Regions from separate parts of the Mus musculus genome. Here all the other regions are linked to region 1. Evidence: chromatin loops called from intact Hi-C (ENCODE). Cell type or tissue: heart. All regions are shown on one strand.

Region 1 (4,000 bases):
TGTTTGAATTTACATTAGGTGCTGAAACGATTTTTTTTTAAGTGAGCACTTTTTGCTTTATCTTTGCAATTTTAAGAGTCACAGAATAACTCTACCTCGGCATGATACTAACTTATAATAAGAAAACCTAACTGCCTGTCTGAAGCTAAGAACCCAGACAGTTACATACCTCTGCCACGCTACAACTGATTTTAAAATGCTTGTAGATATTACCCAAATAGTAATTTCAGATATCTTACCCTATCCCCTATATTCAAGCGGCATTCCTCTGGAAATCAAAAACACAGCGCAAAAGGGGAATCCTGAAGGCAGAACCAGAGCTACTTCTGCTAATTAAGCAATCTTGGAAAGGAAGTAGGCAAAGGGAAGGAACTCAAGCAGTTGTCTGCAAAAGTGATCCCTTGCAACTTCCAGTCACTTCCCCTTGAGCTCCAAGACATAAACTTTTAGGAAAGGAAGGCGCCACACGCAGAAGCCCAAAGTTACTCTCTTCACAATTTAATAAGTCCTTGGGTTCGGTGAAAGATGTCCTGGAGATACACAGATTCGGTGAACCGTATAGAAGAAAGAAAATACGTTCCCTTTCTCGTTTGGGTAACCAAACAATGGACCAACTAGCAGCGCCTCCAAATCATCCCGGTGCATGGAGGGTCCTTTAAGCTAAAACACCTGCAAAGCTGGGCGGCTTCTCCCTCTGCCCTTCCCATCCCCAAAACTGGACCAGGTCTGGTGTCTCCTGCACTGTTAACCCAAGGGCCACTCGGACTCCGCCAGGGACCAGTTGCTGAGGCCAAGGCCACCGCGCTGGGAACTGAACCAGTAGGTGCGGTCTACCCTCCCACCAAGCCAGGGCCGGACCTCCGCGCGGCACGGGGACAAGCAGTCAGTACCTGTCCTCCGAGACGCTGATGACACCCTCTTCTTTAGGTACAATCACCGCCATGTTGACCACCTCCTGCGACCCCTCGACCCGCTGCAGCAGGATCGGCTTGCGGGTCAGTGGCTGGGGCTGGATCTCCGCCGCCATCGGAGGGGGCGCGCCCGGGGAGCAGCCGAACGCGCCGGGGGACTTGGCTGAAGAGAACGCTCAGGCTTGCGCTCAGGATCGGGCTGCGAAGCGGAGCGGGCCTTTGGGAGCCAGCGACCATAGCCCTGCCGCCTGTCCAGGGAATGTGCCCGCTCTGGCTTCCAAAACCAACACCGCCGCCACACTAGCCGCAAGCCGGCGCCACCTAAGAGAGTAGGGGGCGGGGAGCAGGGGGCGGGGCGGGGCGGGGCCCTGTCGCAAGGCGGCCAACCCACTTCCGGAGGATGGGCACTAGCAGCCAATGCGCGTGCGTCAGTCCAGGAGCCACTTCCGCCCCGCCGCCCGTAAGTAACCGAGGCCCGCAGTGCTGTCAGGACGCATGCGCCCCGCAGTCCTTTACTTTCCCTTCCACACCCAAAGCTTTGTCCCCTCCCTCATAAAAAAAAAAATCTGTGAATGCGCGTGCCCAGAGCCCCACCCTCTCCAGACTCTGGGGGCGGGGAAAAGCCTACGTCAGCCGCACCGGAAAAGCGCCTGCAGGAAGGATAGAGGCTAAACTAGTTGGGACGTGAGTGTGCATGCGCGCAGATGACTCACCGCTAAGTTTTAACAATAACACACCGGAGAGGGCGCTGTGCTGTCGGCCGTAGAGAAACGGCTCTTGCCAGCACCGCGTGGACTCTTGGGGGTTGTAGTTTCCTCCATCCTCGACGTCCTTGTTCTAGAAAGCAGTAACGCCCACTTCTCAGCCCAGGAGAGATGTGGGCAAACGAAACTCTGCGCCTTCTGTGGGTTATTGCCCAAGTCAGAGGCAGAAATAGTGTAGTATCTAAGAGGGAGAACTAAAGAGCAAGCCCTGCTGAGCAAGACTTCTCTCGGGGTCACACTGCCACCGGTTTTAGTGAGATATGAGGGTAGAGGAAGAAGAGACTCTCATACAAGCTTCTTTGAGGGAGTTTAGAGATCATGGTATCAATCTTCTCTTTGTATTATGAATAAAGGACTCACACTTGAACCTAAGTCTTTTTGTCCAGTCTTGTTTCCAATCCCTAGCAATTGAACATTTTTGCTTTTCCAGTGACAACGGACAGTTAATAAATACAATCACAATATAATATAGAATGACTGTAATAAGGAGAATAAAATGTTGACTGGGCTATGGGGAAATTGGAACTCCTTTACAATTCAGGTGGGGATGTAAAACAGTCTCTTTTGGGGGGGGGGGAATGTAGTATTGCTTCAAAGGATAAACATTGCTACTGTCAGGTCCAAAAGAAACGGTGGGGTACTAGATATCTGTGATTTCCATTAGCATAGCAAAGCAAGGCGAACCTTGAAAGCAAAATGCTAAATGAAAGGAACTAATCATAGAGGACCGTTTATTTTATGATTCCACTTACGTGAAATAATCAGACTAGTGTTTGTACAGAATTGAGAGAGAAAGGAATAAAGCAGTCAGAAGGCTGTCTTCCGTTCATGTATGTCTGTTCGCCAGGTGTGTGCCTGGATCCCTGGAACTGGAGTTATGGAAAGTTGTGAGCTCTAAGTGGGTGCTGTGAGTCAAATGTAGTTCTGGAAGAGTGTCCAGTTCTCTTAACTGCTAAGTCATCTCTACAGGCCCAAGAGAACTATTTTTTCTTTATTTTATAGTGTGTTTGTGTTTGTGTGTGTGTGTGTGTGTGTGTGTGTGTGTGTGTGTGTGTGTGCCTGAGTGCCAATATGTGTACCGCATGTGTGCGGGAGCCCAGCAAGGTCAGAAGAAGTGGACCCCCTGAAACTGTATTTACAACCTATTGTGAGCTACAATATGGGTGCTTGGATTTAAACCCAGGTCCTCTAACAAGTAATCTTAGTTGCTAAACCATCTTTTATAACCTACTACCAAGGCTATTTTTTTTTAAATAAACGTCTTTTTCTTTTAAAGATTTATTTACTTATTATATGTAAGTACACTGTAGCTATCTTCAGACAGACCAGAAGAGGGCATCCGATCTCACCACAGATAATTGTGAGCCACCATGTGGTTTCTGGGATTTGAACTCAGGACCTTCAGAAGAGCAGTCAGTGCTCTTAACCGCTGAGCCATCTCTCCAGCCCCCAAGGCTATTTTTAATAACTGGATTAAAATGACTTCTTTTAGATCAACTTCTCAGTCTTTGATGGCCAATTATGAAAGGGTGTCTGTCAGACAAAGAAAGCCAGGGTCACAGGAGACTCCACAAACCATTTTAGTAACAAACAGTATGTATTTTTTTTCTGGCACATTCCACAAGCAAAACTGGTAATAAAAGACTGGGTGGGCCGGGCAGTGGTGGCACACACCTTTGATCCCAGCACTTGGGAGGCAGAGGCAGGCGGATTTCTGAGTTCAAGACCAGCCTGGTCTACAGAGTGAGTTCCAGGACAGGGCTACACAAAGAAACTCTGTCTCGAACCCCCTCCCCCCCCCCAAAAAAAAAGACTGGGTGGGGACCTGGGGCCTCGGAGTCATCTGATGAAATGATGAAATACCCAGAAATTCAGCTGCATACAGCATTCTGAGACCCACAGAGGTAGTGGGTCAGTCATAAATAGAAGTTAAGTAATGGCTAGCTGTACACCAACCTAAATTCAAGAAGGAATTTAGGAGCAAGGGCCAAATCTGTGGCAACTGAGGAAAGATACAAAGGGCTGTGGAGGTAAAGGAATTGGTGTTTCACACCAAAGGAATGAGATGGTGCGTGAGGACTTCACAAGGTGCCCTGAAGCAAATTGCTGAAACTGCTTAAGCCCTGTCTTCTCCACCTCTAAGTTATGGGCGGATGATCCTAGTTATAAAATAGTTATAAAAGGAGGAGGAAGAGATGAAGATGTTTTAGAGGAATGTCCCTGTATCTAGTAAAGAACCGTTACACAGAATGAGAGAAAGACAGAAGGAATTGGAAGAAATTAAAGAAAAGAGGGTGGAGGCAACACCTTTCTCTCAAGGCAAAG
Region 2 (4,000 bases), 280 kb after region 1:
TCAGAGAGCAAAGAAACACCTGAGGAGAAGTGGCCAGCGGAGAGGAACTAACAACCCAAGGCTACATCCCATTCCTGCCATTGATAGACAAAAGAGCTGTAAACACTGGGAAGGGAGAGGGACATACTGAGGAAATCCTGGCATGGGCTGCATGCCTGTAAACCCAGTATTTGGGAAGGGAGGCAGGAAGATCAGGGCTTAAGGCTGTCATCAGCTACTTAGTGATTTCAAGTTCAACCTGGAATGCATGAGACCTGGTTTCCAACAACACAACAACAGCAACAACAACAACAACAACAACAACAACAACAACAAGTAGCAAACATTCAGTGAGTGAGCTTTATGTGCTCTATATTCAGCTTGGAGAAAAGAGAGAGGGAAAACAGCAGAAAGAAAGAACGAGCCAACTATTAACAGCACTCTTGATAGCGAAACCAAAATTCAAACTACACAGAGGTCAACAGCAAACACAAGGTTAATGGTCACAAGTTGAAACTTCTGTGTAAAATAATATCATCTTACATATTAATTTACGTTTTCTAGTGGCATAATAAGAGTTCTTTGAACAATGTCCTGTTACAGCAACACTCTTTAATGACAAGTAGGAACTAGAAGCACGGGTGTCCCCATATTAACTAGCTCATCCCAAGTGTCCTGGTAGTCATACTAGTCTGGCTTTTAGGGTGAAGACACCCCTCAAAGACAGCGCTACTTCCTCTTCTCCAAGGCAAGACCCTTGGGCAAACATCTGCTTTAGGTAAGCCCTTCAAGTTGAAAATTAGTGGGACAGTGACTGCTTCATGCCAACTATAACACAGCAGGCAATATTTGCTTTGTTTCTTCTATTCATGGTTCAACTAACCATGGGGGAGGGGAGAAGAGCCAAAGATGGTCAACTAAAGTTGATACATAATGGCAGTGTGAGTTAGTGAAAGAATCCTTGTCTATTGTACTTAGGTTGGAACTCCAGCACCAAAATATCAGGAAATAAACTAAGTTGACAACTGTACACCAACAGAATTGAAGCAAAAGCAATGGTGGGCAGGGGTGGGGACATCAAATCAAGTTACTCCTCTGTCACGGTTACCATGGTTGGGTAACAAGAGAAAGCCTGCTGTGTAGGGAAGAATGACAGTCCAGATTTAGGGTTGGGCTGGTGGAGAAGGCTGCAAGGAGGGGTGGGGTTGGGAGGCAGGACGAGCTTGAGGGACGCTTTCGTGGGTTAGGTCAGAACATAGGTCCATTCTGGAACTGGCCTCCCTCCCTGTTCTCAGTAGATTGCCAAATCCTAATATTAGTTTGAAACCTCTCCACCTTCCAGGAATTCCGAGGTCTTCTGTAGCCTGGGTAGCCCCTGACCTCTAGCAGGACTTCTCTAGATAGGAAAAGACACACGTTCCTACTGGGGTAGCACTTGTATCCTGGCTGTGGTGCTGACTGTGCACAGGAAAATCCTCTAGATATGGGCTGGGTGGAGACCATCACGGGACATTGGTTTCTGAAAATGCATTCCGTCTTTTGTCCTACTCAGGAAAACTGCTGTTGGGAGAGGACTAATTAGCCTCCAAAGGTTGGAGCTAATTACTGAGTCCATTGAAGCACACAAGACCCCATCACAGCATCCTGTGGGTACTCCAGGCTGGCGGGGTGGAGAGGCCGCTCAGCAGCACAGTATAAGTGAGATATGAAGTCCTCCTAGCCGGCTTCGGAGTCTTTTTCCTGTGCTGGTGTCCCACCCTCTCCACCTGCTTTCCTCCTCAGCAGCCTGGGGCTCCAAAGCTATCAGAGTTGCCTGGCTGGAACAAGTGCAGGCGCATCTCTAGGTGAAGGGGGATAGTGGCTGAACCTGGCACCGTGGGGCCACAGGGCTGCGAGGAACGACGCTGAACCTCGGGTCCCATCACCTAGCAGCCCGGGGTGGGGTTCTTCTCGCCCCTTCCCACCCTGACCCAGGCAACCACAGACCATGCCGCTGGCTCGCAGATACTGCACCCCAACCCCAGGACTGCCTCCCCAGCTCGGGCTCCCGAGCGCAAGTACTGAGCTCCCGCCCCGCCCGGCTGGGCTCAGCTCACCCTCCGGTCTCGGCGCCAGAGTCCACGCAGTCCTCTTCCTCACCGCCCGCCTTCGGGTTCATGGCGCGCGTGCCGTCCGCGCTCCCTCGGCCCCGGGGACCCTCCGAGAGCCTCGTCTCCGGCCTCCGCAACAACCCGGCCCCGCGAGGAAGCCGCTCGCCGCGCCCTCTCGCGGCCGCGCCCTCCCCGCCCTCCGCTCGGCGCTGCGCGGGCGCGCCGGGTGCCACCAGGCGAGGATCCGAGCGGGTGCACGGGATGCGCGCGTGTGCACGAGCGCGAGCGTGAGTGCGGGAGGTGCCGGGGGATGGACTCTCTCCATGAGCGAGGAGTGCAGTGGGCGTGGAGTGCAGTGGGCGTGCAGTATTTATCTTGCAACCCGCCTGGTGCATGCCAGCGCTGTGCGTTCTATAGTGACTGGTGCGGGCCCCATGTATGGAGTCTAGTAGCAAAGCTGCCCTCCCCTGGGTCCACAGTAAAGAGTCTGGAGTCCCCGGGCTTGCCCAGAGATTTTTTTCAGCCCCATTCTGCGAGCAGTACTGGGAAACACCCACCAGCGCAACCAGGGCAGAGTGTGATATCGCCATTTGAGGACCAGTTAAAACACGTGGGTGTTTCTCAGAACTGCAGACGTTGAATTCATTATCGCCTTGCTCACTGACCCAACTTGCTAGAGAATGTATTCTTTTGTTATCTATCTTAAAATAACACGAAGAGTCCTGGGTGTGCTTCCATTCAAAGGGGTCTGGCAGCAAGAGGGTGATGGACATTGACGTTGTTAAACCCAGCCATCCCTTAGGATGGGTTAATAATTGAAGTAGCAGGAAGTCATTTTTCCACTCTAGCCAGTGAGGCAACTTGGGAGCGGCGGCGGTGGTGGGGTAAGAACAACTTAGACTTAATTCTGGTGGTGTTGTCATTAGAAGCAGTGGAAGGCACTTAAGTGTATGTCGTATTCGCTTTTGTAGGGTAGTGCTGAAGACGCAACCTTGAGCATGTTCTGCCAACCAGCTATGACCCTGTCATCTTTTCTTTTCAGACAAGTTATTTAACCTCCTGGAGCCTTAATTTTTTCGCATATTGGGCTACTGCTATCTTCTCTGTCTGTTGTGAGTTACAAGAGATCACGTCTGTGATCGTCCCTGAACCTCCATTTTGAGTTACAAGAGATCATGTCTGTAAAACAGTTTGCGTGTGAGTTCTGCTACATGCCAAGTACTGGTTACGGGAGCTGTCAGTGTCCCAGGTGAAGGCTAGCTACCTGCATGCCCTCTCAACTGGCACAGCGGTGTCACTTCTGTGTGACAAGCTGTGAAGAACAATCCTCTTCCTTCCTTCCTTCCTTCCTTCCTTCCTTCCTTCCTTCCTTCCTTCCTTCCTTCCTTCCCTCCCTCCCTCCCTCCCTCCCTCCCTCCCTCCCTCTCTCTCTCTCTCTCCCTCTCTCTCTCCTGCTCTTCCCACTTTACATATTTGTCATTGCTTTCGGACTCTAATTTTAAACACATTACACAAAAGAGAAGGGCAGTAGACAAAAGCAGAGTAGAAATGCAGTATCGATCAGGAAAAAAAAATATCGGTAAGTGTGCCTATGCCAAATCTGAATAGCCTTCCCTAAACCTTAAATTCTTTCCCCCAAACAAGCAAAAATGGATGTGTTATATTCAGTTTGGTGCTCATTAGCTTAAACAAAGGAATAGTTCTTTAAGGAAGATTTAAGCCGATTTACCGTGTTGTGGTTTTGAATCTAAAAACGTCATCTGAAGCTTGGTGGGCAGCTGGTAGGCTTTTTGGGAAGTTGATTGGATCAGAAAGGTGCTACCCTCATCAATGGATCAATCCCTGGATGAATTCATAGTTAATTGGACTATTAGACAGTGTGTGCATGTGTGTGGCATGTGTAGCTGGAGGAAGTAGGTCACTGGGGACTT
Region 3 (4,000 bases), 100 kb before region 1:
AAAACACCGCAAGGGTTAAAATGGTAAAATCTGTGTTACACAGATTTTTAAAAAGATTTATTTTTATTTATATAAGTACACTGTAGCTGTCTTCAGATACACCAGAAGAGGGCATCAGAACCCCTTACTGATGGTTTTGAGCCACCACGTGGTTGCTGGGAATTGAACTCAGGGCCTTGGAAGAGCAGTCAGTGCTCTTAACCCCTGAGCCATCTCTCCAGCCCATGTTACACATGTTTTATGAATATAATTGTTACTGGTGGAGTCATATCCTATACCATGCATGCATGTTGCATTATTGCTTACTTACTGGATTTACCTAAATGCTATCTGAATATTTACATTTGTTTATATTAAACTGAATATTATAAATTTGCTAAAATAAGCATTTTAATAGCTATCCATATTTTTTCATTTTTTTCATCTTTTACAATGTACGTGAGTACCTTCATGCAGGTGCCTGTGGGGGCCACAAGGGGGTGCCAGATTCCTGAAGATGAAGTTACAGGTGTCATAGGCCTCTTACTGCGAGTGCTGAGATTCCAGCTCTAGTCCTCTTCGAGAGCAGCAGGCTTAGCTGCTGTGTAGACATCTCTCTGGCCTTTCTTTACTATTATTATTATTTTTTTTTAACAACAGGGCTCATGCTGGCCTCCAGCTCTGGCTAAGTAACTCCCCTGCTGTAGCCTCCTGGGTAGCTATGTAATGCCACCCCTTGCTCCACATTTTTATTGTTTCATAGACAAGAATGGCAAATGTAGAACTGGGCCAGAGGCTAAATGGTTTTAGAAACCTGATACCTGTTACCAAAATGCTTGTTTTGGTAATATTTTTGAGACATATACAAAAGCCTTGCAAAACTGAACTCAGAGTTAGAAGCTGCTGGGTCTGCCTTTGCCAAAGCGTGACAGGTAACTTCCTCACAGTAAGTTGGGCAGGCTAATAATTAGCTTACAGAGGGCCTGAGCCAGTACTCAGACCACAGTGCTTCTTAAATTAAAAAAAAAAAAATTCATCAAAGTCAGTACATTACACTCCAGGCTGAATTGAGGAGAACTTGTGAACTCCCCTTCTAGGGGCCCCTCTCTTCCTGTTTAAATTTATTAAATGTATGTGTGGGTGTTTTGTCTGCATATACACCATGTGCATGCCTGATGCCTATAAAGCCCAGAAGAGGGCATTGGATCTCTTGGAAGTAGAGTTACAGATGGCTGGGGATTGAACCTGGGTCCTCTGGAAGAGCAGTCAGCGCTCTTAACTGCTGAGCCATCTCCAGTGGTTAAGACCCGATCCACCTCCACTCCTTTAGGTGCCATTAACTCCACTGCCCTGCAAGCTTCTCTCCGACTGCACTAAAGAGGCTCCCTTACTGCTTGCAAGCAGCCCATGGGCTGTATCAGGGCTTCACGGCACTTCCGCCCACATAATCTTGATGAATTATCCGCAACTGTTTGTCTGATGGGATTCCAGGTTGGTCTGAAGGGGAGTAAAGGTAAGGATTACACTTCTTTTACTGACCTCAGAGAGCAAGCTGATGCTGGTCAGCTCAGGGGCAATCTACACACAGAGTCAGACCTCACAGAAAGATGGGTGCAAGTGCCCATTTAGCTAAAGCTAAAGTTCTCAATGTAACAGTTTGAAGACACACATTCACATAGGAATTTCTTGGCTTGCTCAGTTGCTTTTATTGTAGTCAACACTATTCCTTTGGATTCTCCTTAACAGTGAGTAAATAGGACTGAACCTGTGACCAGAAGGCTTTGATGGATTAAATTCAAACCCTCCTGTTTCTCATTTGTCCATGTTCATCAGAGCACTTCTTGGATTGGGCGTGGTGGTTCACACCAGTAATTCCAGCACACTTGGGAGGCAGAGGCAAGAGCATTGCTATGAGTTTGAGACTAGCCTGAGCTGTACAGTAAGACCTTACCTTACAAAGCTAAATTACACAAATAAAGAAGATGTTGCTGATGGTCAAACTTACAGTGGTCAAAATAGGATTTACCGATTTGTTCAGCTCAAATTTAGAGGTTTTTAGTAGAAGTGTGTATCAAGAAACTACTTTAAAAAAGAATCCTGATATTTGACTTTTAGCTCCAGGAAAAACAAAACAAAACCAGCAGAGGGGGCTAAGAACACAAAATTCCTTCCCCAGATCTCCACTGATATTGCTGTAGAGGTGGGCTGATCGTGCCCCAGTCCACATTCCCAGTTGACTTTCTACCCCAGTAGAGAACACACGGAGCCAATGGCCAGCGCTCCTCATCAGTCAGAACAACAGATCCAAGGCCAGGGCTCCCCATGAAGGAGAACAATGGGAACAATGCTCAGGGCTGCCCTGAAAGAAAAGAAAACCATGGAGCAAATGGCCATGGCTCCGCACGAAGAAGAATGTTGGGGTGAATGACAATGGCCCCATCTACAGACACCGAGGACCTCCTGAGACACGGATGGAAGAGACACCTCCTTACCCTAATGGATCTTACTTTGGTCTCTGTTTGATCGTTATTTAAAAGCCTCTTCTAGGATTGGTATCTGGCCAAATCTGGGACTGCACAGGCACAGAAGAGGAGGCCCCTACACAGGAAGAGCTTAACCCTGTAAACTGAGCCTTCAAGGTAGCTGTGCTGTGCCAACTGGTGCAGCTCCCTTCTGTACGAAGCACCTTGACTGCTACATTTGCTCTCACGTGAGATAACAACCTTCCTGAGCCATGCTATCTGCCTCAAAGATACTTCATGATAAAAATGAGATGAGACTGCTTCAAACTACGAGAAAGGTGAAGACCCAATACCCAAGTAGCACATAAGAGCAAGCATGCATAAAACACAACTCTCGGCCATATCTAGCCAAAACCATGGTGGTTAGAAACAGCTGCTCACCCCGTGGACTCAGCAATAAGAACTCAGGGGACCCAAGTGGCTTCTACAGAGGCCAATTCTGCCTAAATCAAATCTGGCTAGTTACCAGGCATATCCTTCCTGCAACCCCCTGCTCCAGGCCTCACCGACACTAGGCAAATACCCTACCCACTGAGGTACACTCATAGTCCCCACTGCGATGATTTTTCAACATCCTACATTTTATCTGCAATCTATCTATTCCCCTCCCCTACAGGAAAAGCCCATTTTAAGACATGGTTTCTGGAGCTGGGGAGATGGAGCAGCTAAGAGTGTAAGCTGCTTTTAAAGACCAGGATGTTGCAACTCCCGCTCCTGGGGATTGGATGACTGTTTCTTGGCTTCAAACTCATTGTTTTTTCAAGGACAGCTAAGTAAGTCCAGGATAAGCCTTAGGATCTAAAGTGACTATGGCTTTCTTACTGGCTACCTTGCCACAACTGGGTCCAGTCTTCCTTCAGACAGACAGGTGTGTCCTCAGAGGGGTGAGCAGCAGTGCCAGCACTCAGCAAAGGCTCTTTGATCTCTGTGCCCTGGTTGTGCCAGTGTTCTTCTGGGCACCCTCTTGCTCCTTCCCTAAGAATCCAGCTCTCACTCATTCCCAAGGATTTCCGGTCAAGCACCAGCTCCCCCGGATGGAGCCCTGGTGCTCCTTCCCATCCTCTGTCAGCAGCAGCATTGCAGCTCAGCCTGTCTCTCTCCCTCCGGACTGCGAGAGATTTGAGGACAACGATGCTTCTCTTTCTGACCAAGAGCATTCATTGAGATCAACTCCACAGAGCAAAGGGTCAGGAGAAGGGGAACTGAGGCAGACTTAGGGATTCTGAGAACAGCCAGAGGCAGAAGGCAAGCATGGAGGCAGAGTGTGCTATCCAACGACATGAATGAAGGCAGCAACGGCAGAGACAAGCGGCCACCATGGAAGATGCTGTCAAACTTTAAGCACGACAAAGTTTTAAACACATCCCAGCAGACCGTGGGTCACCTCAGGGAAAGCACCTCAAATGAGGTAACAGATACAAACCAGAGGTAAAGGGCTGGAAGGCAAATGGGAGCTGACACCTCTGGAGGAGCCGGGGGCATGGCATTCCTGTAAGAAC
Region 4 (4,000 bases), 200 kb after region 1:
CCCAGATTGTCCTTCCAAAATAACCCCTCATATTTTGATATTAAGTAGACTTGGCATTATTTCTACCCAAAATTATAATATGCATTTAAGTCCAGTTCCCAATCCACCAGCTTAGACAATGGCTAGGTATGCTGGCTTTAGCATCCAGCAGGGCTGCTTGTTCCCAAGGTGTAATGCAAGCACACCCAGGCTGATATGGAGCATAGACAGAGAAGCAAAAAGAAGCCCCACTGGGCCTGATTCTGTCATAGTGCCCACCCTTCAGTGAGTGTGTGACAATATTACAAGACCTGCTCATCATGAATTCTAAAAATTCTTGTTCGTTAGGAGGCAATGACTTCCTCTTCCTTGGGATGTAGAAGAGCGCTAGAGCATCTCACATTCTGGGTGCCTTATACAGCTAATTAATTTCTGCATGAAGATTTTAGTTGCTTTCTCCATGCTATGAATGAAGTCCACATGATCTCCAGTCTGTTTCTATGGTTTCCTTCCTCTGTTCAGATACATTAATCGGCCTGTCAGTTTATTATGGATTTTGGTGCCTTTCTTCCCATTCAAATCTGAGTCCACATTAATTTAGTCTTCATTTCAACAGTGTTTAAAAATAGAACAAAACTGTTTTGACTAGCACACAATCAAGCGCTAGATGGTGAAGGGATGTCTCCCAGCAGTCTACACCTCCGTTGCCTTTTTCTTGTCATCTCTGAGATGTGGCTGTGTTCCCCTGCCTCAGAGCAAGGTGAGACAGCTGCGGTTTTCTCGGTGATTCTCCAGGTCAGCCAATCATCTCTGCCAAGCTCAAAAATGCACCTGCACTCCCAAGGGTGACCCCAGCAGACATGCCCTTCTGGAGGAAAGACGAGTGGTGCCATTTTTATTTGCGGTTGAAGAGCCTCATCCAAAGATGCTGGGATTGTCAGTCACACTTCTTCAAAAAGGCCAAGCTGTCAATCCAACTGCTGCTGCAGAGCATCCCCTGCAGTGTTGCTGGCAGGAGCTCTTGTTGGCTCAGGACACAGTGTGCTGCCAAGGTTAAGTACACGAGCCTTGGGGCCAGGCCTTGGGACAAGAGACAGGACTGGTCTCTCTTACTGGCTGAGAGGGCTGGAGCTACCTTTTTCCTGACTTCTATGAACCTCCCAGTTGCTTACCTATAAGACTAAGGGAACAAAGGTCTACCATTGCTGGGAGGTTCAGGGGAGACAACATCAATAGCCTCTGCCAATTTTCATAACTTTTGGTAACATTTGGGTCTTGAATGCCACCTAGACATCCAGAGTGATGCTACCAGTAGGTGGTATAATTTTTAGGAGATGGGGCTCTCTAAGAGGTATGTAGGTCATTAGGGTGTGCCCCTAAAGAGACCGTGGTCTCTTGTCCCCTCTTTCCTGCTCTTTAGCTTCCTAGCCATGAGGGGAGATGCTTGCTCTACAATGTGGCTGCTGTTACTGCCACCCTGCACTCTTATGGGAGGCCTGAAGGTGATGAAGGATTCTCCCCTTTCCCACCCCATCCCCCAGCAGAGCACAGGCTGGAGCCTCCTAAAGGAACCAAATGGACCAAAGAAACACTTACTCTCTATCAGTTGTTTATTTCAGAAAGTTTTGATGCTGACCAAAAGCCAGTACTCAACATTGGTGACATGCTAAAGCCAGTACCTGCCATTGGTGGCATGCTAAAGCCACTACCTGCACTGGTGACATGCTAAAGTCAGTTTCTGCCACTGGTGGCATGCTAACGCCAGTTCCTGCCACTGGTGACATGCACCCTGAGCCTAGAGTTGTGCTGCTTGTTGGCCCACACATCCCCATGTCTTCTGATTGTTTTGAGACAAAAAGGCTCGGGCAGTCTTCAAACTCAAGATTCTCCCGCCTCTGCCTTCTAAGTGTCGGGGTTTGGCCTGACTGATTTCTTATTTTTTAAAAAGCATATCTGCTACATGCTGGCTACTTTGTTAGACACTTTTTTTTTTCTGTACACGATTCAGTTTTATTTCCATAGCAACCCTACCAGAAGGCACTCCTACTTCTCTGAAGCGAATGAGGTCCTTGAGGCTCAGTAGTTGAGGCCAGGTCATGTGGCCCATCAAGGACGGGGTCAGACCTTGTTCTGGTCTCTGATTTTTGTCTTTTTTACAATTTTTGAAGACTGAAAACCTCATTGCCCTCAACTTTATAGTTTCGGTGTTGTGGGCAGGAAACCCCCTGTAGCCGTCTAACAGCATTGCAGAGTGGTGGCTCAAACAGCAGGAACATATCTCCCTCTTCTGGAGGCTGGAATCCCAGCCTGGAGGCTGGACTGCAGTGTTGGCAGGGCGTGTGTTCTCAGTGTACTTTGTTTAGCTGGCAAATGATGTCTTTTCCCTATGTCATATGGTCGTTTCTCAGCAAATGCCCAGTCTCTTCTAGTAAGACAGCGGTCATATTGGACTTGCCTCTCCTAATGCCCTGTTTTTAGGGTCTTTAGCTCTCTAAAAGCTTTCTCTGCCCATGAGGTTATATTCTGAGGTTCTGGGCATTAATTAGGGCTTCAGTAGACACATTGCTATATCAAAGAGAGCTTGTTATAAATACACCCACAATGAGTGTCACTGTGATTTGTCACATTTGATGGTGTCATAAGAACCTGTTTCTCATCACTGTTGGGTAGGCTATCAAGAAAAAGGTCTGTGCATGAACTTGATGTGGGCCCATTGTGACACTTGAGGTACTGAAGTATCATTTGGTGATAGACTGCGGAATATCAGGGAGGAGATATGTTAATGGTCGTATTAATTATTTATAGTCTGTATATACATATGAATACATGTATATGTATAGAATTTTTATTAGTATATGTAGGGACTAAGGTACACATATTTGTATCTAGAGAGTAAATATTATGACAAGAGCATGTATTTTGTATACATATATGCAGTGTGAGTGTATGAGTGTGTGTGTGGTATGTCTTTAGTGGCTGTAGCATGTATTATATTTTATCTATGCATATATGAATATGAGCACACAGTATACACGCGTATACAGTCTGTTTGTGGTAGCATCCACAGTGATTATGATACACTCCTTCGGCTGCTGGGGATGTCTTCCTTTCTGATCGTAACTCATCATTACTGTCTCGAGATGCTTTTGCCTCATTTCCAGCTGCATGCACTACAGCTTCCTTAGAGCATTTAAGCCACCGAGTTTACCTCATTTTGCAGTAATGACAGCCCCAGGAAACGCACAGATTGGATTAGCACACAGCACTGTTATTTCGGCACCCCAGGGAGCCACAGCTGTGACTCACAGCTGTGAAAAGCTGCTTCAGCCCCACTCACTTTCCTTAAATCAGCAATGACCTAAACAAATGAACCCGGATGCCCAGGGAATTCATCTGGAGACGGTGCTCTGGCAACTGGAGGCACACAGGACAGAATGAAAATTTAATAGCTGCCAACAGCTGAAGTAGCAAGCCTGAATTTATGGATTTGTCAAGTGTAGTCCTCCAGAGCTCAAATCCCTCCCAGAAACTGCCACACTGTTTAAATGGAAATGTGGTAGCGGTCCCAGGCTCCCTAACTTTCTCATGTCATGGAAATGTGTGCATCTGCTTCTCCTGTAACGTTTTCAAGGCAAAGCAGCTCAGTGTAGTACATTTTTAGAGCTCCTAACAGGAGTGAGATGCAATGTAGGATTCCTAAGGAATTCATTAACTAGCAGAAAAGATGTATGCTTCCAGCAGCCTGTGACAGGCATGGGGGAAGCTGGAAGGAAGGATGAGGTAGGCAGATGGGAAGGAGAGATTAACTCTGAGATGTGTGAATTCTGAGGGAACTATCAGTGAGACATTTCTCCCTGGAGAGAATATGGGATCTGGGTCCTCTCAGACTTTATTGCTTCCTTTGCTTGGAGTATATGCAGGGGTGGGGTGGGGTGGGGTGGGGGAGCCAAAGGAAGCGTGCTGATGTACTTGAGAGCAGTGGTAGTGCCAGTGAGGAGAGGAAGACCTTGTGAGGTAAGGC
Region 5 (4,000 bases), 290 kb before region 1:
CTCTGGGTTGGATATCAGTGCGAGGGAGGCAGAACTCCACCCCTAGAACTTCCACCATGTTCAGTGCTGGGTGGAAAATAAGCAACAAAAGGACTCCAGATTGATCCTTCTCCCACCCTTCCGTAGGCAGCTCCTGCAGAGTACCAGAGCAGGGATATGTTAACTAAGCAAAGGCAATAGAGACCTTTGTACACCTCACCTTACCTAGAGGCCCCACCACAACCCTTCACACCAATCATACTCAAGTTCCTGGTTTCCCTTTTGATTTTCAAAAGTTCTACTGCATAGAGTTCCACCTCACACATAGCTAATATTTTCCTTACATCAGTACATCAAAAGTCAGTGGCCAACCGGAGACTCCTATATCTAAAGGTTTCTACCCATACCATAAAAGGGCCGTAGCCTAGAATGCTGAGCCAGCACCTCCAGGGAACAGTTTCAACCTGGAGCCAAGAGCGCCAACCCTCCACTGCCTGACTAGTCTGAAAACATTTAGGCCAACGTCAAGGGGAATGCTGGAAATCTCTGCTGGCACCTGGGCTGGTGAAGCACAGGCGTGGGCCCGGCTCGCCCCACCCCACTAGCAGTCCCGTAGGCCTGGGTCACGTGGCTTTAAAGGAGCAGAGGTCATTTTCCTCCACCTTCTTTTAAGCATGAGTTTTTTTTTTTTTTAAGGAAGGAAGGAGGGATTAAGAAATGAAACCGTTTCCCTCTGTAGTCCCACTGTTGTGGAATCCATTACATAGCCCAGGCTGGTTTCCAATGCACAGCGATTCTCCTGCCTCAGCCTTCCAAGTGCCGTGATTGCCTTGCTCTGGTATGGCTCTGGGGACTCTGGAGTTTTAGGTCACCATGGCCAGAGCCTATGGGAAACAACTGTCCCCTGAACGGCTTCGAACAAAGATGACACCTTCACCAACATTTTGCAAATGCTACTCTGAATCCGGGGACTGCAGACCATACCTCCACAGCAGTCCCTCACAGGAAGCACCTGGAGATCAGTCTTCCCGAGACACTAAAAGGAGTTAAACTTCCCTTTCAATCCCACAATTTATCTCCCTTCCCAAACACGTGAGGGGATCTGGTTAGGTGGAGGTAAGGTGCGGATGGGTTTTAGTCCTTTACTCTTGGGCCCTAGGGGACCAAGTCCAATTTACCTATCTCTTGGTCCGCACGCCCAGCACTCTGGGAGAGGATGCTATCTCTCCCGGCTAGCAGGGCCCTGACTGAAGGAGGCTGTCCTGCAAGTACCTTTCCTCCATCACATTGGCCATTCCCCTCCAGAGAAAGGTTCTGGGAGAGCCCCTATCCTTTAGCTCTGCTTCTCTTCCTGTTTCTCGGTTTAACTCTTCGTGCAGGTTCCACCCCAGCCACCCACTACCAGGTTCCCATTCTCAATAGAACAGGTCTTTTAGGGTGCCAGGCACTGCGTGGGTTTGTGTGTGGAAAAGTTCCCGGGGCAGATTCTTTAGAATAAGCCACAAACCTGCACTAGATGCAGGTCGATACTCGCCCTGAGCACCCCTGAGACTTGCAATCTGCGAGCTGGAAGGGCCAGAGCTGAACCCTTCCCTTTAAGCTCCTCCCTCGGAGCTCCCCGAAGTCCCCACCTCCGCCCTTGAAGTGCGCCAAGGCCACTGGAAAGAAGCCGATCACCGCGGGGTCACCAGGCTCGGCCCTAAAGCGTGAAAGCTGGAGCTCTGCCGGTCTAGCCTGCGGGAGCCTAAGACCGCGATCCGCCAGGGCGAGCAGCATCTAGGGCCGCGGAGGAACCGCGCCTGCGCCCTGGGCAAGTGAAGGGCCTGTCTCCACCACCGCTGCTCAGCCCGCTCCCCCGACCCCAGCCAAAGTGACTTCCGCCATGGAGCCACTGTGCCCCGGGCAAACTCACCGAGCGCAGCGCGACAGCCTGGGCCTGCAGCCACCAAGCCAAACGGAGCCGCTCCTGGCCTCTCCCGTGCACTCCTAAGTACCCGCGCAGCTCCGCCCTCCGCTGGGGGCTGATTCGTCACGTGATGCTTGACCGCGCCCCCGCCCCTGCCGGCCCCTCCCCCTTCATCCCGGGACTCTGCAAGCTGTGTTAAACCCAAAAGAAACTGGTGGTTTGTCTGCTCTCTTTCCATTTCGCACAGAGATGCTCTCCAGGGACCTCTGCAGGTACCCTGCACTGGGAAGATACAACATCTTCGTGACATGCATTCCTCGGGAAGGCCCCGCTGGCTCGGGGACCTGGAAATGTCTGGAGGAGCCTCCTGGCCTTATATTCTGAAGCTCAGACTATAATGGCGTAGAAATACTCAAACCAAGGGAAGCAACCAAAAACTAGAACTGGGCTGGGATTGTAGCCCAGAAGTAGAGCTCTTACTTACCAAGCCCAAGGCCCTGGGTTCGATCCCTAGTTTAAAAAGAAAGAGAGAAACCAAAACCCCATGAATTTTGTCCAAGGCATGTTATGAAATTCAGAACTCCTGCCAGGCCATATGAACCTCCCCCCATCTTGTGTGGTAAGCTAGCCAGTGAGAAGCTGGCTGACCTAGTTGATCTGACAGGTCATAGCATACCCCCACCCCCACCCCAGGGTCGAGCACCCTCAGATCTCTCCAATCCTTAGGTCTATCCTGTAATATAGGAATGGCCTCATGTCAGCATGGTATCTTGTAGCCAGGCTTGTGACGATAAGAAAGGTTTGGATCTAGTGGATTCCAAGGTTCTATTGGTAGGCTCCCAGTTAAGGACAGGAGTGGAAGTGTAGTTACTGAACCCCAGTTAAGTGGAATACAGGAAGAACTCAGAAAACTTGCGGAAAGGCAGGTCCATGGCCATCTGTCCAAGGCCAGCTGTCCCAGCTGCTGACAACAGGTAGAAACTGGCTGCTTATTTTAGGGTAAAAAGTCCAAACAAAAATGAGCAGCCTTTCTTGGCTAAAAGCCCAAAATGTCCTCTGACATGCCCAGAGCCTGGCCCTTGGCAGGAGCTAGAGATGTTTAAGTGTCTAAGCCAAAAGTGTCTCTGGCTGCCAGGAAGGGGGTCTTCAAGTCTTTTCCACAAAGGAGTGACCTTTCCTGGAAGCCATACTGAGGCTGTGACCCAAACTGAAATGACTTCAACACCTGGAATGAAAACTGGACTGACCAGCTAGCTCAACCTTCTTCCTGCCTCCATCCCACTAAAGGCTACAGTCCTATTAACCCCCAGGCTTTGGGGGGCTCCAGGATGGGATCCGACTCCCTCCAGGGACCCCACGGGCTGCTCAAGACCTTTGCCTTCTTTCTCTCCCTTCAGCTCCCTACAGTCCTTCCCACCTTCCTAAAACTCACCTTCTGTGGTCCATGAATTTCCTTCCTCAAAACTGAGAGACAAGAACCCAGAAGTACCTGGCTTGGGCTGACTTCAGTGGTGCTGAAAAAGGCTTCATTTTAAAATGTTAGAATATTCCCATATCACTGCCTGCTCACCCCAGCCTGTCCAGACAGCTGCAGAGTCCAGCCTGCACATCAGTGTTTCATAGATCATCTTCCCCCTGGACACATAGACCGTAGTAAATCCTTCCTTTATAGCGCCTCAGATGAGCTGAGGGCTACACATGCATTATCACAGTGTGTTAATAAAGGAGAGGCTTCTGAAGCGAAACAATGATAAGCAGTCACATGTGAGATAAACCCGTAGTCCTAACACTTGGGAAATTTGGGGGCTATAGGGTCAATCTGAGCTACACAGCACATTCAAATCCAACCTGGGCTACAGGAGACCCTGTCTCAAATGACCAACATACAGGGCTGTGAATATAGTTCAACTGGTAGAGTTATCCTGACTTGTATGCTTAGAGTTCTGGGTTCCATCCCTAGCCCTCCATAAACCTGGCATCGTGGTTCTCACTATGAGATGGAAGCAGAAAGGTCAAAGTTCAAGACCGCAGCATCAGTTTGATGGCTCAGCTGGCAAAAGTGCTTCCTACACAGCCCAATGACCTATACCACTTTGATCCCTGGAAACCACAGTA
Region 6 (4,000 bases), 75 kb after region 1:
CTTAATGGCCTTGTCATATAGAACTTCTGAGCTTTCTGGCTGAAAATCTGATCTTTGGTCTTCAGTGCTATCACAAGCATGGGTTCTGGTTATTTGCTCCAGGTGAGTTCTCAAGATTTGTCTCTCCTGATCTTTGCATTTAACCTGCAACTTCACCACACATGTCCATAACAACCCTAGATGACAACCTGCCAACACCACTGATTCAGGGAATAACTGCCATGGTTTAATTGGAAAATGATCTCAAATAACTGTAAAAGATATATTAATTATGGGAGTATGTTATATCATCAGACTCATCTGATTTCCTTCAAACATGGTTTTGGTTTAGCCTCCCTCCTCGCCATCAGAACTAACCTAATATGGAGGAGGAAATTTCTTTCTCTGGACTAAAGGCATTCTGCTATCTGGGCCTGATAACCTTGCTGGCTGGTACCTCTGCCTAGCTGTGACTATCAGCAAAGCTTTCTTCACATTTTTAGTGCCCTGATTTTTCTCTTCTCTTTTTTCTTTTCACTAGCAGCTGCTGTTGCTTCTTTAACTCATATTGGGCTCATACTATTCCACAATACACAGGAAGTAGACATTATTATGGCCTGTTTTCAGACAGGCAGGACTCACACACATTTGAGAGGCCATGGCCAGAAGGGAGACGAATTCTCTGAAAATTATGCACTAACACGGAAAGAAAAATGTCAGAGCTGCAAAAACAACTCTGTATTGTCACTGATCTCTTATTAGGATCTTCTTGAGATCTGAAGTCTTAAGCAACAAACACAAACCTTGGAAACTATTCCTATCACCCTCCATTTAAGGGATTGTTTTTTTCTTCCCGAATTACAATAATCATTTTCTGATTTTCAACGTTTTTATATTTTCTTCGAATACTGCAAACTCTTTGAAGACAGGGACCACAATTCATATATTAATTTCTACCAGCCCCAGGCATAACTAGCCTGCAGCACATCCTGGTTGTTATTTAATCAGTTAATAGTCTTACTCTCTAATAAACTCATGCCTGTACTATGGTTTATTCCCATAGAACAGTATGCTACTATTTACTGATAATAAGTTAAACAACGTTCTGAGGCTTTTGTTTTTGAAATATTAGGAAAAGCCCAAACAACAAAGCCTGATTTTAAAAAAGCGCCACAAGCATGTCACTACAGATGCCCAGCAGGCCAGAATTTCAGCAGAGAAAATCCGGAAATGCAGGGCCAGTGGGAGAAGCCCTACAAATACCGACTCTTAAAAGGCCTCAATGTTCCGAATTCAACTCATATTTCAGGCAGCGGGTCTTGCAGTTTCCCAACTACATTTGAGAACAATTCTCCGGACTTGCAGGTGCAGACTGAAGACTTAATATGACAGGGGTTGAGAATGTTTTCCGACACAACACTGGCAAAGACTTGAGAGGCGGGTTTCCCAGGAACCTATCTATTCTCTGGGTCACCTGCGCAACGTGGTCATCCCTTTTCACTTTTAAAACGAGGGCAGTGGATTAGGATTTGGAAGGCCCCCCTTTCATTTCTTAATCTAGTCTAGTGCCTTAACACGATTTGAAGAGAGAACTAGGTTGGAGAGGACAGTTGCTTTACTAGTCCACATCTGAGTTCCGCTTCGGGTTTGCAGGGTTGGGTGAGGCACTCCAGGGCTGGCTTCCTTTTCGGTGGATCCTCTGACCGGCTAGAGCCGGAGCCGAAAGACCGGCGGGGATTAATACCAGGTCATAAACAACCTCTCACTTCCCCTCCCCCGCCCCCTCCGGGCCGCCCCAAGGCCCGGCCTGCTGCAGCCGCGTGGGCCTGCGCGCTCCCGTATTCTTCGTCCGTTCACCCTTCTTGGCCCTGCGTTCTCAAATCGCGACGCAGGGCCCTCACCCACAGGTTGGGGGCGGCTTCCACTTCCCTTCTCCCGACCCTGTCACCGCGCACAGCCAAAAGGCCGGCCGCCTTGACACACACGCCTAGGGCCGCTGCCCGCCCTCCGCGCGCCGACGCAGTCCCCGCCCCAACCCGCGGTGCTTCCGCGGCCTGTCCCCGCCCCTTCCCGAAGCCCGCCTCCCGGCTGCGGGCTTCGGGCCGCCCGCCGCCCCTTGCGCGCTGGCTCTAGCGTGCACCCGCTGCCCCGCCTCCGCGCGTGCTCAATAACTGTCCTCTCGGTCGGCCTGCAGGCTTCCCCCGCCCCTGAGCTGTTTGAATATGCTAATGAGGCTGTAAGGACCAGCCAATAGGGCAGTGGGCCTGTGGATCACATGACCCGAGTACGTGTCAGGGGCGGAGCCTACGTAGCCCCTGCCCGAGTTAAAACCGGAGTGTGAGAGAGAAAAGCGCTTCAGTAGCGAGAGGGGCTGAGAAAGTGGTGACACCGCTGGGGTGCGGAGGGAGTCTCTCAAACTTCTCTCAACAGCCCCAGGGCCAATCTCCCCTCAGCCCACTCCCCTCTTCGCCAGATCCCTGGTCCCCACTCCCTGCACTGGGGGTGGGGTGGGGAACTGGGCCCGTCTCCCGCGGGGACACACACAGGGTCCGGGAGTGGGGACGGGACCCCCAGGCCGGGGGGGACGGACGGACAGACGGCCGCGCGGCCGCCCCAGCGGGCAGGCAGGCCGGAGGCGGGGGTACGGCCGGGAGGACCTGGGCTGGGGAGTTTCCTCTCAACTATCGGGGGAGAAACTCCCCATAGCTGGTGTTTTCCTCCCGGGGGCCGCGTTCCCCGCCCCGCGTATCGGCGGTTGCCGCCGCCGCCGCCGGTGCTTCCACCTCTGCCATCTCTTCACCACCTCGGGCCCCGGTGTCCCCGGCCAGCACTATGCCCATCTTACTGTTCCTGATAGACACGTCTGCCTCTATGAACCAGCGCAGCCATCTGGGCACCACCTACCTGGACACGGCCAAAGGCGCGGTAGAGACCTTCATGAAGGTACCGACTAACCCAGCCCCGGTGGTGACCCGGACCCGGTGGCCCGCGGGGGGCAGGGCGGGGGGCAGCGGGTTTACTGCGGGCTCCGCGGGCGCGGGGACCCCTCCCCCACCGCGCGGGCGGGCGGGCGCTGGGAGCGGGCTCTGCTGGGCCTGGCCCATGTGGGGCTGCTGTGGGTGCGGGGGGCGGCGGAGGGACGGCCCTGCGTGTGCGGTACTGTGGGGGCGGCCAGCGACCCTTCTGCGACTGGTAACCTCGCCTCTGTGTTTCCCTCTCTCCCGCCCGTCCCCACCCTGGCCCGCAGCTCCGTGCCCGGGACCCTGCCAGCAGAGGAGACAGGTATATGCTGGTCACTTTCGAAGAGCCGCCCTATGCTATCAAGGTAACAGCCCTCGCCCTCCCCCTCCCTTCCCTGATCCTGCCTAGCTCGCCCTCCCCGCCCCCTCTTCATTATGCTCCCCTCCCCCACGGCCGCTCCCGCCTCCAGGTCCCTTCCCCGCGGCCTCCCACCCCTCCCCAGCCCGGGAGCGTCAGCGAGGTGGCAGTTTCTGGCCCACCGCCGTCCCCTCCGGGTCCTGCTCGGCCTGGCGGCGGAGGCGCTACGATCAACATGGCCGACATTTCCCCTCCGCGGCGTGAGCGGCAGCAATGAACTGTGGGGGATATTTATTCAAGTTAGCCCGAGTGACAGCGGGGCCCAGCCTTGCCTAGCCCGGGTTTGCATTAAAAGGGAATCAGCCAAAGCTGGCAGGGAAGCCTGGAGGGGGGCTTCGAGACTTGGTCATCACAGAGTGGAACTAGGAAGGCCACCGATCGGTGGGACAGCTGTGGTCAACTTAAGAAGTCCTGCTGCCATCTGCCTCCCACTAGCACCGTCGCAACACCCGTCCCTTGCACACAATTTGGAGGATGTTATGTTAGCAAATTTCCCAGTGAAGTTATTAAAGTATTAAGACGGTTGTTAACTTAACAAAAGGTGTAGGGCAAGCAGGTTCATTCTTGGCCACCTTTGGAAGAGTTTCCTCACCAGAGACAACAGTTATAACACATTCCCCAAGCCATATCAAGCAAAAGTGAA
Region 7 (4,000 bases), 140 kb before region 1:
GACATTTCAAAATTTAAATAAAATATTTAAATACAAGAAACTATTTTTGAGCTAGAAACAACAAAAAAACCAAAACCAAAACAAAACAAAAAACAAAAAACAACTGCTGCTCTTCCAGAGGACCTGAGTTTGGTTCCCAGCACAGCCATGTTCTCTTACAGCCATCTCTAACTCCATTTCCAGGGGACCCAACACCCTCCTCTGACTCTACAGCACTGGACACGTACTTGGTAAACATATGTCCATGAAGCTAAACACAAAATACCTATAAAATAAAAATAAAAATCATTTAAAACCTGCTGTTTCCAGGTCAGGCAGTGGTGGCACACGTCTTTAATCCCAGCACTTGGGTGGCAGAAGAAGGTGGATTTCTGAGTTTGGGGCCACCTTGAACTACAGAGTGAGTTTCAGGACAGCCAGGGCCACATGGAAAAACCCAGTCTCAAAAAAACCAATCCACATTAAAAACTGTAATAGAAACTCAACAGATTCACAACTGGCAACAATGAAGGAAAAAAATTATAAAACAGACAAATTCTCACAGACAGAGCCAATAAATTAAATTAAAAGACAGGACACCAAGAATTTGCAGATCATGTAAGAGTGGAGAGAATAATCCTGGGAGACAGGAGAGAGGAGAGAACTGGAGTAAGGTTAGAAGAAAATAGCTTGGAACAATACTTTAAGTTCATGAGAATTAATCAGAAACATATGAAAACAAAGAAAGAAAGTAGGGGGTGACAGGACGGAGGGAGAACCTCTGAAAGCTAAGAGAAGAGGCTGAAAATCTTACAGCTTCCTTTGGAGTGGGGGGAGTGAGATAAGTTTCTCTGTGTATCTTGGGCTGTCTGAAACTCAGTCTGTGGACCAGGATGGCCTCAAACTCACAGAGATCCACTTGCCTTTGCCTCTCAAGTGCTGGATTGAAAGTCTGCACCACCGCTGCCTGGGACAGCTTCATTAATCAATTCAAAAGGGAAGTTCTTAGCTCTCTTAGAGTTTCTATTGCTGTGACCAAACAGCAAAACCAAAAGGCTAGTTGTGGAGGGAAGGGTTTATTTGGCTTACATTTCCAAAGCATTGTTCATCATTGAAGGGAAGTCAAGACAGAACTCAACCAGGGCAGGAACCTGGAGGCAGGAGCTGATGCAGAGGCCATGGAAGGGCGCTGCTTACTGGCTTGCTCACCATGGTTTGTTCAGCCTGCTTTCTTATAGAACCCAGGACCACAGCCTAGGGATGGCGCCATCCACAATGGACTGGGCTCTCCCGCATTGGTGCTGGGAATTGAACTCAGGACCTCTGGAGCAGCCAGTGCTTTTAACCGATGAGCTGCGTCTCCAGCCCAGCAGAAGGGTATTTGTAAAGGACTACATATGTCACTTCATCTAGCTGTGGGTAGTCAGCTAGCGCTAGAATACTAGGCATGAATCTATGCTAGGAACTGATCCTGGGACTGCTATAAGACAACCAGTGAGCTTAACCGCTGAGCAGTCTCTCTAGTCCCTGCATTTATTTATGTTTGTTTGTTTGCTTGCTTATTTGTGTTTGGGCATTGCTTGCTTTTACGTCTGTGCATCATGTGTAGCCAGTGCTTGCAGAGGCCAGAAGAGGGAGTTGGAATGCTCCCCTGGAACTGGAGCTACAGAAGGTTGGGAAGTACAGTGTACGTGCTGAAAAATTAAACTTGTGTCCTTCGGAAGAGCAGCCCATGCTCTCAAGCCCTGAATGGCCCCTCCATGGCATCTCCACACTCCCTTCTTCCCTCTTTTACACCCACATTTTTCCCACGTCTGCTTCACAGCATCATACCTGTGTCCTGCTTTTCCAAGACTGGCATTCTCTAAAGTAAAACTCTTAGATTCTCTTACTCGTCTTATAAATTATTAATAACAGGTAAGCTTTCACTCACTGAAATTCAAGTCTCAGAAACATACCTACTTAAATAGAATCTACAAGGCCAGTGTTACTACAACTTTGATTAATATTCAATGTCAATTTGCTTTAGAGACAAAATGAAAGACTGATAAAGTGTCAAGTAACAGGATTTATTTGGTCAAAAGAATCGCATCTCAAGCACAGTGAACCAAAAAGTCCCTACAATGCATGCTCTACAGAAAACCCAAGAGAAAATTTTTTACAGGAAATAACTATAAAAGTGCTTTTGCTGTGGGCAGTGAGTTATTGTCTACCTTGCTCAAAGCCAGTGAGTTCCAGCAGAGGGCGCTGCAGGCTTCTCCCAAGAATCCAGGAACTTTCTGGGGTTCAACTTTTATTAGGACCCTAGGCAGTTTCTTCCACATCCGAATTGTCTGTTCTCGGGGTTTCAGCTGGGGGCCCTGGAGGGGGTGGGAGCAGGCGTGGTGGAGGTGGCAGACAAGGACACAGCAGATGAATGGAGACCTCCTGAAGGGTGAGACATTTTGTTCTTCCTGGTGGGCAAATCCATTTCTTCTCGGGGCATCCTCAGATTTCCCTGTGTGTCCACAGTACCCGGGGTCAGCTAGTAGACTGAACGTTAGTAATCAGCTAGAAGCCTCTGCCCTTGCTTGCTCTCCTTGCTTAACTCTTTGTTTCCCCGTCCAGAGCAGACAGGAGCCTGGCAGAATTGGGACGGGGGTAATTGTTCTTGTCAGGACAGTTCTTCCCCTGGTTCACTCTGAACCAGGAATTGTGTCTGAACTGGTGAATCGCAACTGTATCGGCTGGTAGAGTGGGTTCAATTATCCTGAGGTCCAGCGCAGGCTTTGAGCAACTGAGTTCCCCTGTTAGGGGATTTCTTTTGGCTGCTGTATTCTCTTGAGCATCTTCAGTTCCCATGCAGGATCCTGCTGAGTGCTCTCTGCCAGACTTCCCAAACTTGGTAAGAGCCCTGTTTGCTTTGCCTACGGGTCATGGAGACTGTCTTTTTTAGAGATCAGTCTTCTGTATGCATAAAAAGCACCCGGGCAGGCTGCCTCAGGACAGAAGTCACATCTTATATTACCCATCTTATACCACTGGCCATTGCCAGCTTTGACATAACAGAGGTAATGTTCTTTGGGACAAGTAGCACTGACATGGATCGCCACAACATTGAGGGCACACACAAGTGATCCTTTATTAGGCTGAGACATGTATACACTCAAGGGACTTAGGGTAGCTCACTTCCCTGTCTACTTTGTCACCTGTGAAATCTGAAAGTCAATTCAACACCAGCAGGAAACCTTCAACACAGTTTGTGCAGTCAGGGTCTTGGGAGCCTGCACAACTGCCACAGTGGTAGGTCTGCGTAGTGTGGTCTCCCCTGCTCGCCAAAGAATCTTTCACCTTCAGTAAACCCTCTAAGGCTTCGTCCACACTCTGCACCACCTTGATATCCAGGGGGACGTCCAGGAAGGGGTCAAAGGTACCCCAGGTGCCCTGGCAGAGGAGATACTTGATCTGAGATCTTTAGGAACCTCCAAATATCAGCTCATGGCCCAGGGTGCTACCCTCAGACGCTGGTCCCCAGGCAGGCAGGGTGCGTGCCTGACATTCAGAAACTCGTGTGCATCTTCCTGCTTGTGCTTGTGGAAGGCAGAAGTCAACACGAGTGAGTGAGTGAGTCCGGGGTGACTTCCCTGGAGTGGAGGAGACTCTGGATCATGTGAGCGTCCATAGCACACACATGTAACCTCTGTGGCAACAGAAGCTCTGAGAGAGCTCCCGAGACAGCATGTAGTTTGCAAAAGATAGTGTGTCCTACAGTATCAAACATTTAGCCAAGATTTAATTCTTCACTTAAAAATGAACAAGGATGCCCATCTCGCTAGTATGTAAATTTGCTTTTGTTTTTGGTAAATGGTAATATATTATCTATCTATCTATCTATCTATCTATCTATCTAAACACACACATATATACACACACATATATGTTTATATATATATATGTATAAATATATGTTTAGTAAATGGTATATGTATAGTGGAAATATATTGAACATATATACATATATATATATATGAATTGTTTAAAA

Evidence for each region. A loop is a pair of places that touch in the nucleus more often than their neighbours do. Peaks named below come from ENCODE experiments on the same cell type or tissue, not always from the same donor. Only the 100,000 strongest peaks of a DNase experiment are listed, where the experiment ranks them.
Region 2: it touches region 1 in a loop (2.8-fold over the local background); 4 of 42 quality-filtered maps call a loop at or near these places.
Region 3: a loop joins it to region 1, with 4 times the contacts of the local background. A loop is called at or near these places in 17 of 42 quality-filtered maps.
Region 4: it touches region 1 in a loop (2.4-fold over the local background); 3 of 42 quality-filtered maps call a loop at or near these places.
Region 5: it touches region 1 in a loop (4-fold over the local background); 2 of 42 quality-filtered maps call a loop at or near these places.
Region 6: it touches region 1 in a loop (6-fold over the local background); 28 of 42 quality-filtered maps call a loop at or near these places.
Region 7: a loop joins it to region 1, with 2.2 times the contacts of the local background. A loop is called at or near these places in 2 of 42 quality-filtered maps.

What each region holds. Positions count from the first base shown.
Region 1 is chr14:62,834,948-62,838,947 of GRCm38, reverse strand. Wdfy2 (WD repeat and FYVE domain containing 2) reads right to left here and starts at 1,258. Exons shown (of 12, transcript NM_175546.4): 1 at 891-1,258. The coding sequence starts at 1,027. It overlaps Gm26536 (predicted gene, 26536), which reads left to right and starts at 417. Exons shown (of 2, transcript NR_168886.1): 1 at 417-823; 2 at 928-2,047. It overlaps Mir8098 (microRNA 8098), which reads right to left and starts at 1,227; the gene lies at 1,091-1,227. In heart, CTCF peaks have their summits at 1,443, 1,658 and 3,010 (motif pointing right); DNase peaks (open chromatin) are centred at 477 and 1,477; H3K4me3 peaks cover 2,355 bases; H3K27ac peaks cover 1,857 bases.
Region 2 is chr14:62,553,990-62,557,989 of GRCm38, reverse strand. It overlaps Fam124a (family with sequence similarity 124, member A), which reads right to left and starts at 2,253. Exons shown (of 4, transcript NM_001243857.1): 1 at 2,076-2,253. The coding sequence starts at 2,137. In heart, CTCF peaks have their summits at 2,040 and 2,253 (motif pointing left); DNase peaks (open chromatin) are centred at 1,349 and 2,369; H3K4me3 peaks cover 1,882 bases; H3K27ac peaks cover 964 bases; H3K27me3 peaks cover 1,579 bases.
Region 3 is chr14:62,936,100-62,940,099 of GRCm38, reverse strand. The region is part of intron 6 of Wdfy2 (WD repeat and FYVE domain containing 2); the gene reads right to left. Among named protein-coding and RNA genes, the nearest start is that of Defb48, 46 kb to the left of the region's middle. In heart, CTCF peaks have their summits at 463 (motif pointing right) and 2,109 (motif pointing right); a DNase peak (open chromatin) is centred at 3,259.
Region 4 is chr14:62,637,550-62,641,549 of GRCm38, reverse strand. The region is part of intron 1 of Gm52153 (a long non-coding RNA gene); the gene reads right to left. Among named protein-coding and RNA genes, the nearest start is that of Gm23816, 4.5 kb to the right of the region's middle. In heart, a CTCF peak has its summit at 2,262 (motif pointing left); a DNase peak (open chromatin) is centred at 2,309.
Region 5 is chr14:63,120,457-63,124,456 of GRCm38, reverse strand. Ctsb (cathepsin B) reads right to left here and starts at 1,995. Exons shown (of 10, transcript NM_007798.3): 1 at 1,892-1,995. In heart, no CTCF peak of the experiment used is centred here; DNase peaks (open chromatin) are centred at 536 and 1,976; H3K4me3 peaks cover 2,479 bases; H3K27ac peaks cover 2,455 bases.
Region 6 is chr14:62,759,470-62,763,469 of GRCm38, reverse strand. Ints6 (integrator complex subunit 6) reads left to right here and starts at 2,358. Exons shown (of 19, transcript NM_008715.2): 1 at 2,358-2,922; 2 at 3,227-3,304. The coding sequence starts at 2,812. It overlaps 4931440J10Rik (RIKEN cDNA 4931440J10 gene), which reads right to left and starts at 2,969. Exons shown (of 7, transcript NR_045503.1): 1 at 2,884-2,969. In heart, CTCF peaks have their summits at 3,535 and 3,788; DNase peaks (open chromatin) are centred at 2,229, 2,799, 3,529 and 3,589; H3K4me3 peaks cover 3,251 bases; H3K27ac peaks cover 3,900 bases.
Region 7 is chr14:62,973,501-62,977,500 of GRCm38, reverse strand. It overlaps the pseudogene Gm21021. Among named protein-coding and RNA genes, the nearest start is that of Defb48, 9.0 kb to the left of the region's middle. In heart, a CTCF peak has its summit at 2,215 (motif pointing right); no DNase peak of the experiment used is centred here; H3K4me3 peaks cover 245 bases.